Linked DNA regions of Homo sapiens: regions 2 and 3 are each linked to region 1. A link is a contact called in ENCODE Hi-C or POLR2A ChIA-PET data. All regions are on one chromosome and are shown on one strand. The core of a region is the stretch at or near the end of the contact, and the rest is flanking DNA. Distances in the headings are between cores, read along the strand shown. Region 1 holds the start of LRRC37B (leucine rich repeat containing 37B). Region 2 holds the start of RHBDL3 (rhomboid like 3). Region 3 overlaps RHBDL3 (rhomboid like 3).

Region 1 (3,681 bases), core at 1,007-3,506:
AATACCTGCTAATCCATTCAAAGAAGAGTTGGGTTTTTTTGGTCTATTTTGTTTAACTTTTCTCTTTTTTTTGGTGGGGGGGAGGGGGTGGTGAAGGAGTCTCGCTCTGTTGCCCAGGCTGGAGTGCAGTGGCATGGTCTCCGCTCACCACAACCTCCGCCTTCCAGGTTCAAGCGATTCTCCTGCCTCAGCCTCCTGAGTAGCTAGGACTATGGGCACATGCCACCATGCCCGGCTAATTTTTGTGTTTTAAGTAGAGATGGGGTTTCACTATGTTGGCCAGGCTAACCTCGAACTTCTGGGCTCAAGTGATCCACCCACCTGGCTTCCTAAAGTGCTGGGATTACAGGTCTGAGCCACCACACCTGGCCACCCTCTTCAAACAAAATATGAGCATTTCCATTGGCCTAGGTCTTCACCTTGTCTACTTTATTGACTTACATTACTTACCTAGTCCCTGAAGACATAACACACATTTGCCACCCTTAGAGCTCAACCAAACTGTATTGAATGCATGTATTTGGCAATTAGTGCTTGTATTTTAATTTTCATTTCACATATGTGTTCCATTTTCCTAACTAGATTGAAATAAGCCATCTCCTATTAGGTATTTTTCTTTCTTTTTTAAAAATTTTGAGACAGGGTCTTGCTCTGTCACTCAGGCTGGAGTGCAGAGGTGCAATCATGGCTCAGTGCAACATCCACCTCCCAGGCTCAAGCGATCCTGCCCCCTCACCCTCTGGCGTAGCTGGGACCACAGGTGCGCACCACCATGCCCGGCTAATTTTTCAATTTTTTTCTAGAGACGAGGTCCTGCTATGTTGCCCAGGCTAGTCTCAAACTCTTGACCTCAAGCAATCGTCCGGCTTTGGCTTCTCAAAGGGCTGGGATTGCAGGCATGAGCTATCGCGCCCGGCCAAGTATTTTTGTTTAAATTACTTTTTGGTTGTCACTTATCTCAATAAATATTAACATATGTTTACGAAACCTTTCTTTTTCTTTTTTTTTTTTTTTTTTTTTTTTTTTTTTTGAGACGGAGTCTCGCTCTGTCTCCCAGGCTGGAGTGCAGTGGCGCGATCTCGGTTCACTGCAACCTCCGCCTCCCGGATTTTACGCCATTCTCCTGCCTCAGCCTCCCGAGTAGCTGGGACTACAGGCGTGCACCACCTACGCCCGGCTAATTTTTTTTGTATTTTTAGTAGAGATGGGGTTTCACTGTGCTAGCCAGGATGGTCTCGAACTCCTGACCTTGTGATCCGCCCGCCTCGGCCTCCCAAAGTGCTGGGATTACAGGCGTCAGCCACTGTGCCCGGCAAACCTTTCTCTTATCTGAAGAACTGACCTCAACCACTCAGGGTTGAGTCCCTGTGATAAGGTTTGAGGGTGCCTGAACTGTCACCATGATTCGTCCCCTGGGCTGAGCTCAAACCTAGTGATTTGTCAGGTAAATAAATTAAGGTTATTTCCCGATAATACAGACCTGTAACACCGTGAAGTAGGTTTTAGGCAGGATTCCCTCTTTTCCACTGCAAAGGAGAGGTAAGTTCTTGCTAAGGTGGTCAGGCTCCTAGCTGGGACACTGGGAAGGTGGCGGGAGATTGGAACATGCAGTAGTTGCATTCTGGAGTTTACTGAGGCTTTCCGAGTGGGGATCCCATGCAACAGGTCTTAGGGACCCCCCTCCCTCCAGGCGTGGCAGCCCGGGGTGTGGCTCCTGGCACAGATCCGGAGCAGTTGTCATCGGAGTCAATTCAGGACTCCACTTCCAAGCTTCGGAGTTTCCTAAATTCTGGGGGCTTGTCTCCCTGTACCCCACCCCGACTAATTTTCCTCGGTCGCTGGCGCTGCCCCGTCCCTTAGGTCGCTCGGGCCGCCCCCCTCCGCGACTTTTTTTTTCTTTCTCTCGCTGCCTCTTTCAGCCTCAGTTTCCCTAGAGGGCGGGAGGGGAACGATATTTGGGGGCTCTCCTGCCTTCCTCTCCGAGCCGCGGAAGGGGAGTCGCGGGAAGGAGACCCGGCAGGCTTTGGGCTCCAGCCAGGGGTCCGCGGAGACTGTGGTCTCCGAAGGCCTTAGACGCGGGGCTTGTCAGGAGCTGCGGGCCTCTTTCAGCCGCGCCACCCGCACCCGGAGCGCCGTGCTGCGCCAAGTCCAGGCGCCCCGAGCTCTCCGCCCCCGACTCAATGCTCCCGCGCTCCCCCTAGCGGCCGCCGCGCCACCTCGCCCCCTTCCCAGGCTGGGCGGCGGCGCACCTCACGTGACCGCGCTCCTGTAGAGGGAAGAAACAAGGTGGCGGTTGAAGGCGATCTTGAGTGGGGCCCCAGCAATTCGGTTGAGCCTTCTCCCTCCACTCGCTTCCGCCGGCCGGGCCCCTCCCGCCCAGCCCCTCGGGCCTCCCAACCCGGCCCCGGCGCTCCCCACCGCCGCCACTGCGCCCGGCCCTCCCCGTCAGCTTTCCCTTCTCCCGCCGCCTGGGCTCCAACAAGAGGGGCCGGCGGGGCAGGCCGACCAAGCAGCCCGCGGCTCCCGCTGCGGAGCGCTGCGCCCCGGCCCCGCCGCCGCCGCCGCCCACGTCCGGACCCATCGGGGGCTCCCCTCGCCGATACGCGGTAGTAGCCGGGGCAGGTGGGCAGCCGCCAGGCTGAGGTGGCGCCCAAGACGCGGCTGAGCTCGCCCAGGGTGGGCAGCAGTAGCCGGAGGAAGCCACCGCCGCCGGCCCGCCCCGCGCCGGCACCAGCGCACGGGCCCGGCGGGGGCGCGGGGGCAGCCACCTAGCCCGGACCACCGCAGCCCGGAGGGCTGTCAACAGAGTGGTGTATGATGACTACGAGAGCGAGGAGGAGGAGTAAGAGGAGGGGGGCGGCGATGCCGAGGAGACCCAGGAGTCTGAGGACAACTAGGAGGATGACATGGAGGAGGACGACGATGACTCCGATTATCCGGAGGAGCTGGAAGATGACGACGAGGACGCCAGTTACTCCACGGAAAGCAGCTTCAGCAGCACTCCAGGTACCCACCCAGCGCAGTTGCTGCAGACTCATTCCCCACCTCCTCTCCCCTCCCCCCTTGCTCACTTATGTGCTGTGCATCCCGCTCCGATCTCCCGCCAACCCCGCCGACCCCTAAACTTTAGAGGGGAAATGGGAGGGCACATCAAGTGGCAAAAAACTAGATTTATAAGAGGAAAGAAGCACATTGTTCAAAATGGAGATTGCATTGTTGCAGGCCGCACTCGCTTGCTCCCCGTCCCCCCAACTCCCTTTTTTTCTCCTCAAAATTTGTGCCAGTGCAGTGTCTCCACCGGGCAGGATTGAAACTTTGGCAAACACATATCCATTGCATTCATTTTTCTCCCCTTGTTTTGGTGTGGTTTTCTGGAATGAAAGAAGCCTCTTGTTTTGCAAACCTCTTTGCATTTCTAATGTGTTTCCTTTCGGATTTTCATTATATATCTGTTCCTTAAAAGGGAATTAAGGATTTGTACAGATTGTGGCACACAGACACACAGAAAAACATGCCTGTGTTCACACCCCTAGCTGTGGTTTTTAAATTGTGTTAAGGAAACGGATCATTTTGGTTAGTAGGGGAACTTTACCTGGTCCTGTGTGTTTGTTTTTATTCTTCGAGTGCTGACGGGCTAGTGCAACAGTTGCTGGTAAATGGCTGATTAAAAAGCAAAGCAGA
Region 2 (3,739 bases), core at 645-3,144, 260 kb after region 1:
CCTTCACCTTTTCCATGTTGCCTAGTTCTGGAGGCTTATCCTTTGGGAAGCCTTCCTGGACCCACAGCGACCCCCTCCTTTGGAGTTCTACACCTTCTGGGCTTCCCTTGAATCCAGGACTTACCCTTGTGTTGAATGTGACTGTCACCCCCAATTATCCATTTCTGGAGGGCAGGGTCTGGTTCTTATCCACCTCTGTATTCTCAAAGCTCTGTCATTGGTACTTAGTAGGAGCTTAATACATGTTCAGGAACAGAACTGAGCCTGCTAAGCTCCCTTCCCCACGAAGGGATGACAGAGTTGGATATGTTGATAAGAGCTGTCCCTGGGCTGATGAAGAGGCAGCTCCCTGGGTAGCTGGTATCAGAACACTGTCCAGGGTGGCTGGGCATCCCAGCAGAGTGGCCAACCCTTTTCTGTGCCCTTCTCCTTCCAGTTCCCCTGGAACCAGACTTCCTGGCCCACTTCTCTAGTCCCAGAGATCTAAGTATAACAGAGCCAACACCCATACCGGTCATGCAAATGACAGCCTGGGATGCGGGAGGCAGCGACACAGACCCCAGGGCCCCAGCGGTCATTTGTCCTTCTGGGCTCCTCTTCACAAAGGAATCAGCCTCTCTTCTGTCCCCTGAAGGCTGTTTTCAAAATCACACCCCATGCAGACAGTTTTATTTACAAGGAAATCTTGGCAGGATCTTGACTTGTTAGTAGAGTAGGGATGGGGAGGAGGGTGGTGAGAAACAAAAATAGTTGAAATGATCACACTTTCTGAAACAGAGATGAAAATTGGTGTCTGTAGCAAACTCACCTAATTAGAATCAAGTGAATTCCCTTCTCGGTGTTTAAGGGGAGCAGTCATTGCTGGGTGATGGTCGCAGTTCGGATCCTGGGCACGGGGTTATGTCTTTGCTTTCTGAAGATGACTGCATTAGTTGCAGCTCTCACTAATGGAAAGGAGCCTGTTCCGTTTCCCAGAGGAAGGAAGAGGGCAAAGACTAGTGAGTGAGTGGGTGGTGGGAAGAGGAAAGCAAGAGGAGTGGAAGGGCACAGCCTTGGTGTGGGCTGGGGACTGACTGCGAGATGCCTCCTGGAGAAGCTCCTGAGCCTCTGGGGAGAGCTGGCCCCTGCCAGGCCGGCCACTAGCACCATTTACAGCCAGAGCCTCTGCTTCGGGAGATGGTCTCTCTTGGGGGCGCTTTCCTGCAGGGAAACAGCATCGATTGTTTTCTTTAAAAGATCCCCTACTCCGTTTTGGCTAACTTCCTTTCTGATTGCTTTAGTTTCTTTACCGTCCCTCTCCCCAGATGGGGCATTTCCCTGGGCTTACCTTTGTCCATGTGGTCAAATGAAGCCTGGGCATGGTCACTTAGCTCTGGGTGTAGGAAGGGCAAGATTTAGGCTTTGGGGCCCACGACCCCGCAATCTGACTTCTCCCATTTCTGGGCCTCCCGAGACCTCCCAGAATCTGAGACCGCAGTGAATAGGGCGTAAGGATAATGGGGCGGGAGGCAGGAATCCCGTCCTTACAACATCGCGCCCCCAATTCACTCCTAGTTAACCCTGACGTCGCCAACATAGTGTCTCCATCACATATCTGCCACCTCCAAGTGATGGTTAAGCCGATGGAAGAGCCAAGCCCGGGCCCGGAGTGCAGGCCGGTGGTGACCGGGCCGGGGACGGCGCAGTCCCCATCCCCGCCCCGGGCAGCGCCACCACTTCCTCGCCAGCCCCGCCGCAGCCCTCCCGCTCCCGGGCCGCGCCGCTCTGACCGACTGGGCCCGGGTGGCGGCGCCCGGGGTGGGGTGCGGGGCGGGGGCCGGCGTTCCCCGCGAGCAGCCCCGCCCCCGCCCGCGCGCCGCCCCCGAGGACTCCGCGGGGAGGAGGAGACTCGGGCGCAGAGCGGGGGCCGCGAGAAGCGGGAAGGGAGCGCGGGGAGCGGCGGGGCCGGGGCCGGCCCAAGGGCGCCCTCGCCTCGGAGCCGGGCGCGAGGGCCGGGGCGGAGGCGGAGGCCGGCGGGGCAGCTAGCGCAGTGAAGTTTGGCGGCGGAGGGGCCGGGCGTCCCGGGGTCGCGAGGAGGCGGCGGCGGCGCGGGGACCGGGGCCATGGGGGCGGGCGCGGGCTGCGGAGCGGGCGCGGAGGCGGCGCGGCGCGCACTGAGCCCCTGGAGCGGCGCGGCCGCCGCGGCGCAAAGTTAGCCCGGCGCCCCGGGACGAGCCCCGCAGCCGCCGCCGCCCCCGGACCCCGTCTCGGCCATGGGCGAGCACCCCAGCCCGGGCCCCGCGGTGGCCGCCTGCGCCGAGGCGGAGCGCATCGAGGAGCTGGAACCCGAGGCCGAGGAGCGGCTGCCCGCGGCGCCGGAGGACGTGAGTGCCCCCTCCCCGCCCGGCAAACTTTCTAGGGGGCGCCGGGGGGAAAAGCCGCCCCTGTCTCGCCCCACGCCGGGCAACTTGGAGGTTTCAGGGTGACGCGGGAGCGCCCCGGATTGGCCGGGTCCCCGCGGGCAGGAGGGGGCGGAGGGACCGGTCTCCCCGAAACGCGCGCGCACCGCTTCCCCCGCTCTGGTTCCCGCGGCTTCCCTGCGGGACACAGCACCGCCACTGCGCCGCGGACCTGTCACCGCCGGAGCCCCCTCCCCGCCGCTGGTGCAGTGCCCGGGACACGGCGTTTTCCCGCAGAGGCGGCCGCGTCACGGCGGTGACTCCCCCTCCCCTCACGCCCGCGACCTGCGAGCTCCCGGAGCTGGGGAAGGAGCGGACGCCGCAGAGTCCCCGTCCCTGGCCATGCAAGCCGGCCTGGCGACCCCTTCCTCCGCTCCCGGATTAGCTCCCGCCCGGCACCTGCCTTGCCGCGACACTGATTGAAATTCAAGCCGGCCCCCGCCTCTGACCCCGGCCGGAGCAGGGAGGCAAAGAGTGCTGGGAGCGGCTTTGCTCCTAGAAGGAGGCCCGGGAGTCCAAGACCGTGGCGGTGCCAGGGGACGGTCCCCTGGGCGAGGAGAGGGAGGGGCTGCCCCGAGGGCTTCCCCGCCGTCTGCTGCTCGGGTCTCCATCCCTCCGGTCCTGCGGGCCGGCCCTGCGAAGCCCTGGGAACTGGAGTTTCTTGGGTTAACCTCCCGGGGCTAACCTACACATAGGGGTGAAAAACCGGGCAGACACCCTGCCCTGCCCACTCCTCCCTCAGGGTGGGGAGATGGAAGTGAAACCAGGCCCCCAACCCACACAACGAAAGCGGGAAAGTCTGAATGGGGTTGGGGGGTAGTTTACGATCTTCTCTCTTTGGCGTCTGCGGTTAAATCTATCACTTCCTTCTGGCCCTAAACCCCTGGCAGAATCTGATGTAGTCACCACTTAGACTCAGCCTTGGAAGAGAATGGGTGGGCTTCACCGCATTCGGCATTCACCACCCCCCCTTCCCCGCAAAAAAACAAAAAACGAACAAACAAACAAAAAACTGCAGGCAAAATGTTAGTGTTTATGCAGAGGTGAGTTCTCCTGGGGGGGGAGGGGGGGGCTCTAGCTCCCAGCAGGTGAGACTCATTGCGCCGGGGTCTGATGGAATTGCACCTGGCCATGCTCTCCCAGGCCTGGGAGTAGCTGTGGACATAAGCTTTAGGCAGCAGAAATTATTAGAGGCGCTTGGACATATTTGGACGCCTTTATTTAGTAATTGTTGAGAATCACTTGTTCTGCCAGTTCCAGAACCAGCAACACCCACCTTGCCGCCCCCGCCCCCACCCCAT
Region 3 (4,216 bases), core at 944-3,443, 300 kb after region 1:
TGGTGAAACCCCGTTTCTACTAAAAACACCAAAATTAGCCAGGTGTGGTGGTACGTGCCTATAATCCCAGCTACTCAGGAAGCTGAGGCAGTAGAATCACTTGAACCTAGGAGGCAGAGGTTGCAGTGAGCCGAGATCACACCATTGCACTCTAGCCTGGGTGACAGAGAGAGAGAGACCCTGTCTCAAAAAAAAATTGCCCTTTCTATGGGCCATCAGCATTTGAATATTGGCAAATTCATATCGTTCTACCTAATAGATATACTATTGTTTTCAGCTTCAAAATGAAGGTTTGGAGTGTGTGTGTGTGTGTGTGTGTGTGTGTGTGTGTGTGAGATACACAGTAAAGTACCTCATCAGAACTAAAAGTAGAAAAAGCATGGACTTGGGCTGGGCGCGGTGGCTCACGCCTGTAATCCCGGCACTTTGGGAGGGCGAGGCAGGCGGATCAACTGAGGTTGGGAGTTTGCGACCAGCCTGACCAACATGGAGAAACCCCGTCTCTACTAAAAATACAAAATTAGCTGGGTGTGGTGGTGCATACCTGTAATCCCAGCTACTCGGGAGGCTGAGGCAGGAGAATTGTTTGAACCCAGGAGGTGGAGGTTGTGGTGAGCCGAGATCACGCCATTGCACTCCAACCTGGGCAACAAGAGCGAAACTCTGTCTCAAAAAAGAAAAGAAAAAGCATGGACTTGAGAGAAAATCCACATTTGAGTACCAATGTCACCATCTTAATAGCTATGAGTCTATTACTCAACTTCTTGGAGCCCCAGTTGTCTCATCGGTAATCCCATCTTCACAAAACAGTTGTTTGGGAGATGAAAAAATGGACAAAATATTTCAACAAAAGATCTGGAATGCAAAAAGCCCTATAATCAAGACTTCTTTTTTTTTTTTTTTTTTTTTTTTTTTGAGACAGGGTTTCGCTGTGTCACCCAGGCTGGAGTGCAATGGGGTGATCTCGGGTCACCACAACCTCCACCTCCTGGGTTCAAGCGATCCTCTTGCCTCAGCCCCCCGAGTAGCTGGGACCACGGGCTCGTGCCACCATGCCTAGCTAACCATGTTGCCCAGGCTGGTCTCGAACTCCTGAACTCAAGTGATCCACCCACCTCAGCCTCCCAAAATGCTGGGATTACAGGCGTGAGCCACCATGCCCCGCCAAGACTTCTTATTTTAAACACTAGAAATATACAGATACACCTAATTGAATAATTTATTAATTGCCTCCTGCTGGCCAGAGTTCCATTTTTTAATCTACAAGATATTTACTTACACTTCGCTCTGTATGATTGATGTTTTCCCAAAATGTTTGAGGTCTGAATTTTCACAAACTGAACCACATTGTCAAAGCACAAGGGAAGATGGTTGCCTAACAGACACTAAAGATTTCTGTTATAAAGTTTACTTTATTGGCCGGGCGTGGTGGCTCATGCCTGTAATCCCTGCACTTTGGGAGGCCGAGGTGGGCAGATCACGAGGTCAGGAGATCAAGACCATCCTGGCTAATACGTGAAACCCCATATCTACTAAAAAATACAAAAAACTGGCTGGTGCGGTGGCTCATGCCTGTAATCTCAGCACTTTGGGAGGCTGAGGCAGGCGGATCACAAGGTCAGGAGTTCGAGACCAGCCTGGCCAATATGGTGAAACCCCATCTCAACTAAAAATACAAAAATTAGGTGGGCGTGGTGGCAGGTGCCTGTAGTCCCAGCTACTCAGAAGGCTGAGGCAGAAGAATCGCTTGAACTCGGGAGGCGGAGGTTGCAGTGAGCCAAGATCGTGCCACTGCACTCCAGCCTGGGCGACAGATAGAGACTCCGTCTAAAAAAAATATATATATAAAAAATTAGCCAGGCGTGGTGGCGGGCACCTGTGGTCCCAGCTACTCAGGATGCTGAGGCAGGAGAATGGCTTGAAACTGGGAGGCAGAGCTTGCAGTGAGCCGAGATCACACCACTGCACTTCAGCCTGGGCGACAGAGTCAGGCTCCATCTCAAAAAAAAAAAAAAAAAAAAGGTTTACTTTATTAAGGAAAAATATTTTTGTAGGACAAAGAATCAACTCCCTAATTTATCTGCGTCATACTTTCACATTCCCTGTGTTGGGTTTTCTTGAAGTCATTTCACAAGAAACCGTTTCTACCAGGGATAGATATAGAAAGCTGTATTGGAATGGAAGCTCCCTGCCTGGCTTTCAGCCTCTGCACTCTTAACCCGTTTGGGTGAGCAAGATGCTGAGGGGACTGGTTACCAACTTGTTCGCTGTGGGTGAGTACTATCTCACTCTTTGAGGCTCTGGGAGAATGAAATTAAAGGGCCTGCAAAAGGTTTGTATTCCCCAAAGATCTGCAGGCTTTCCAGCTTTTATAGCAGCAGCAGTGCTGGCTGCATGTGAGATTTTTTTTCTTCTCTCCCGTTGTTTCAGTGCACTGATTTTATTGGCGGGAATATTGGATTAGGGAAGTAAGGCAGCTGGTTGGAAGCGGGGACTCTCTAGTTTAACCCCTCGGCTGCTGGGAGGCAGGTCATATTTACTGGCGTTTTTTCGCTCCATTTGTGGGCAGCTGGGACAGACGGCCCAGGCACATGGAATGTGACCTCTGAAGTGTGGGTGGACAGAGCCCTGGACCAGGAGCCCAGTCAGCTCACCATTCACTCACTGTGACCTTGAACCAGCCCTCCTGAATCCTCAGTTTCTTCTTCCCTAAAGTGTGCGGCAGAGGGATGGACTGGATCAGCTTGGCAAGCTCCAGGGCTTTCAGGGTCCAGGCAGATGTTGTAAACTCATAAAGCGGGCCTGGGAGGTGCTGTGGCAAAACTGGAGTCATTCAGATTCAGATTTTTTCAAGCCACTCTGCAGGGCAAACTCCCCGTCTTTGTCTCAGGTCAAGATACTGTCACACATTTAGATGATGCCTACTGTGTGCCAGGCAGTGGTCTTAGTGCTTTACATATATTAATTCATTTCATTCTCACAACCACCTGATGAGGTGGGGAACTGAGATAAGGGGCAGTTGTTATCTCAAATTCACAAATGAAAATGACAGAGAAGAAGGAATTCTGAGCCACCCCACTGATGGCCAACCAGGCCAAAAATAAGGATGGCGCATTTAACATCTATCCCAGATAGGGCCCAGGAGGGGCATGGAGGCTGGAGACCTCAGATAAAGGAGAGAGCTGTCCATACATTCTAACTTACTTTGCCTGATATTATCACTCAGGACATAGTGAAAGAGACACTGTCTTCAGATAAGATATTCACTTAGGCCAGGCTTGGTGGCTCACGCCCTACAATCCCAGCACTTTGGGAGGCCGAGGAAGGTGAATTGCTCGAGCCCAGGAGTTCTGAACCAGCCTGGGCAACATAGGGAGACCCCATCTCTACAAAAATTTAAAAATTAGCCGGGTGTGGTACAGTGTGCCTACAGTCCCAGCTAGTTGGGAGGCTGAGGTGGGAGGATCACTTGAGCCCAGAAGGTCAAGGCTGCAGTGAGTCGTGATCATGCCACTTCACTCCAGCCTGGGCAATAGAGTAAGACCCTGTCTCAAAAGGAAAAAAAAGAAAAATAATAAGATATTTACTCAGAGGGGGCCGAGCACAAATGGCTCATGCCTGTAATCCCAGCACTTTTTGTTTTGTTGTTGTTTTGAGACAGAGTCTCACCCTTTGCCCAGGCTGGAGTACAGTGGCGCAATATCGTCTCACTGCAGCCTCCACCTCCCAGGTTCAAGCAATTCTTGTGCCTCAGCCTCCAGAGTAGCTGGGGTTACAGGCATGTACCACCACACCCAGCTAATTTTTTTATATGTTTAGTAGAGATGGGGTTTTGCTGTTTGCCAGGCTGGTCTTGAGCTCCTGGCCTCAAGTGATCCGCCTGCGTCAGCCTCCCAAAGTGCTGGGATTACAGGCCTGAGCCACCACACCTGGCCTGTTGTTTTTGAGAAAGGGTCTCACTCTGTTGTCCAGGCCAGAGTGTGCTGGTGCAATTTCAGCTCACTGCAACCTCCACCTCCTGGGCTCAAGCGATCATCCCACCTCAGCCTCCTGAGTAGCTGGCACTACAAGTGCACACCACCACGCCCAGCTAATTTTTTATAGAGGCAGGGTTTCGCCATGTTGCCCATGCTGGTCTCGAACTCTCAGGCTCAAGCATTCCTCCTGCCTTGGCCTCTCCCAAAGCACTGGGATTACAGGCGTGAGCACCTAGCCT

Evidence for each region. Hi-C counts contacts between places; a loop is a spot of excess contacts on that map. ChIA-PET counts read pairs that join two places held with the same protein, here RNA polymerase II (POLR2A). Pooled maps may share reads with other maps.
Region 2: a pooled map shows a loop between it and region 1 (2.0-fold over the local background). The contact joins the promoter of RHBDL3 here to the promoter of LRRC37B in region 1. A Hi-C loop is called at or near these places in 1 of 50 pooled maps.
Region 3: a map of endothelial cell of umbilical vein shows a loop between it and region 1 (4-fold over the local background). The contact joins the enhancer-like site here to the promoter of LRRC37B in region 1. A Hi-C loop is called at or near these places in 5 of 168 maps with a recorded cell type or tissue (B cell, IMR-90, chondrocyte and 2 more), 3 of 37 single-sample maps with no recorded cell type and 10 of 50 pooled maps. POLR2A ChIA-PET finds 5 or more read pairs at or near these places in 1 of 52 experiments (OCI-LY7).

Annotation. Positions count from the first base shown.
Region 1 is chr17:32,005,127-32,008,807 of GRCh38, forward strand. LRRC37B (leucine rich repeat containing 37B) reads left to right here and starts at 2,257. Exons shown (of 15, transcript NM_001321350.2): 1 at 2,257-3,006. It overlaps LOC124903972, which reads right to left and starts at 2,581. Exons shown (of 4, transcript XM_047437248.1): 1 at 2,250-2,581; 2 at 1,481-1,579. The coding sequence starts at 2,581. RefSeq lists an enhancer at 1,258-2,180 and silencers at 2,223-2,272, 2,313-2,662.
Region 2 is chr17:32,263,938-32,267,676 of GRCh38, forward strand. It overlaps RHBDL3 (rhomboid like 3), which reads left to right and starts at 1,895. Exons shown (of 9, transcript NM_138328.3): 1 at 1,895-2,363. The coding sequence starts at 2,253. It overlaps LOC105371731 (a long non-coding RNA gene), which reads right to left and starts at 1,514. Exons shown (of 3, transcript XR_934665.2): 1 at 1,328-1,514; 2 at 809-959.
Region 3 is chr17:32,308,883-32,313,098 of GRCh38, forward strand. The region is part of intron 7 of RHBDL3 (rhomboid like 3); the gene reads left to right. Among named protein-coding and RNA genes, the nearest start is that of C17orf75, 31 kb to the right of the region's middle. Within about 2 kb of position 2,194, at least 2 of the 41 ENCODE cell types and tissues checked have a DNase peak (open chromatin) inside an H3K27ac peak, as active enhancers do; they include OCI-LY7, where a contact is called at or near this core.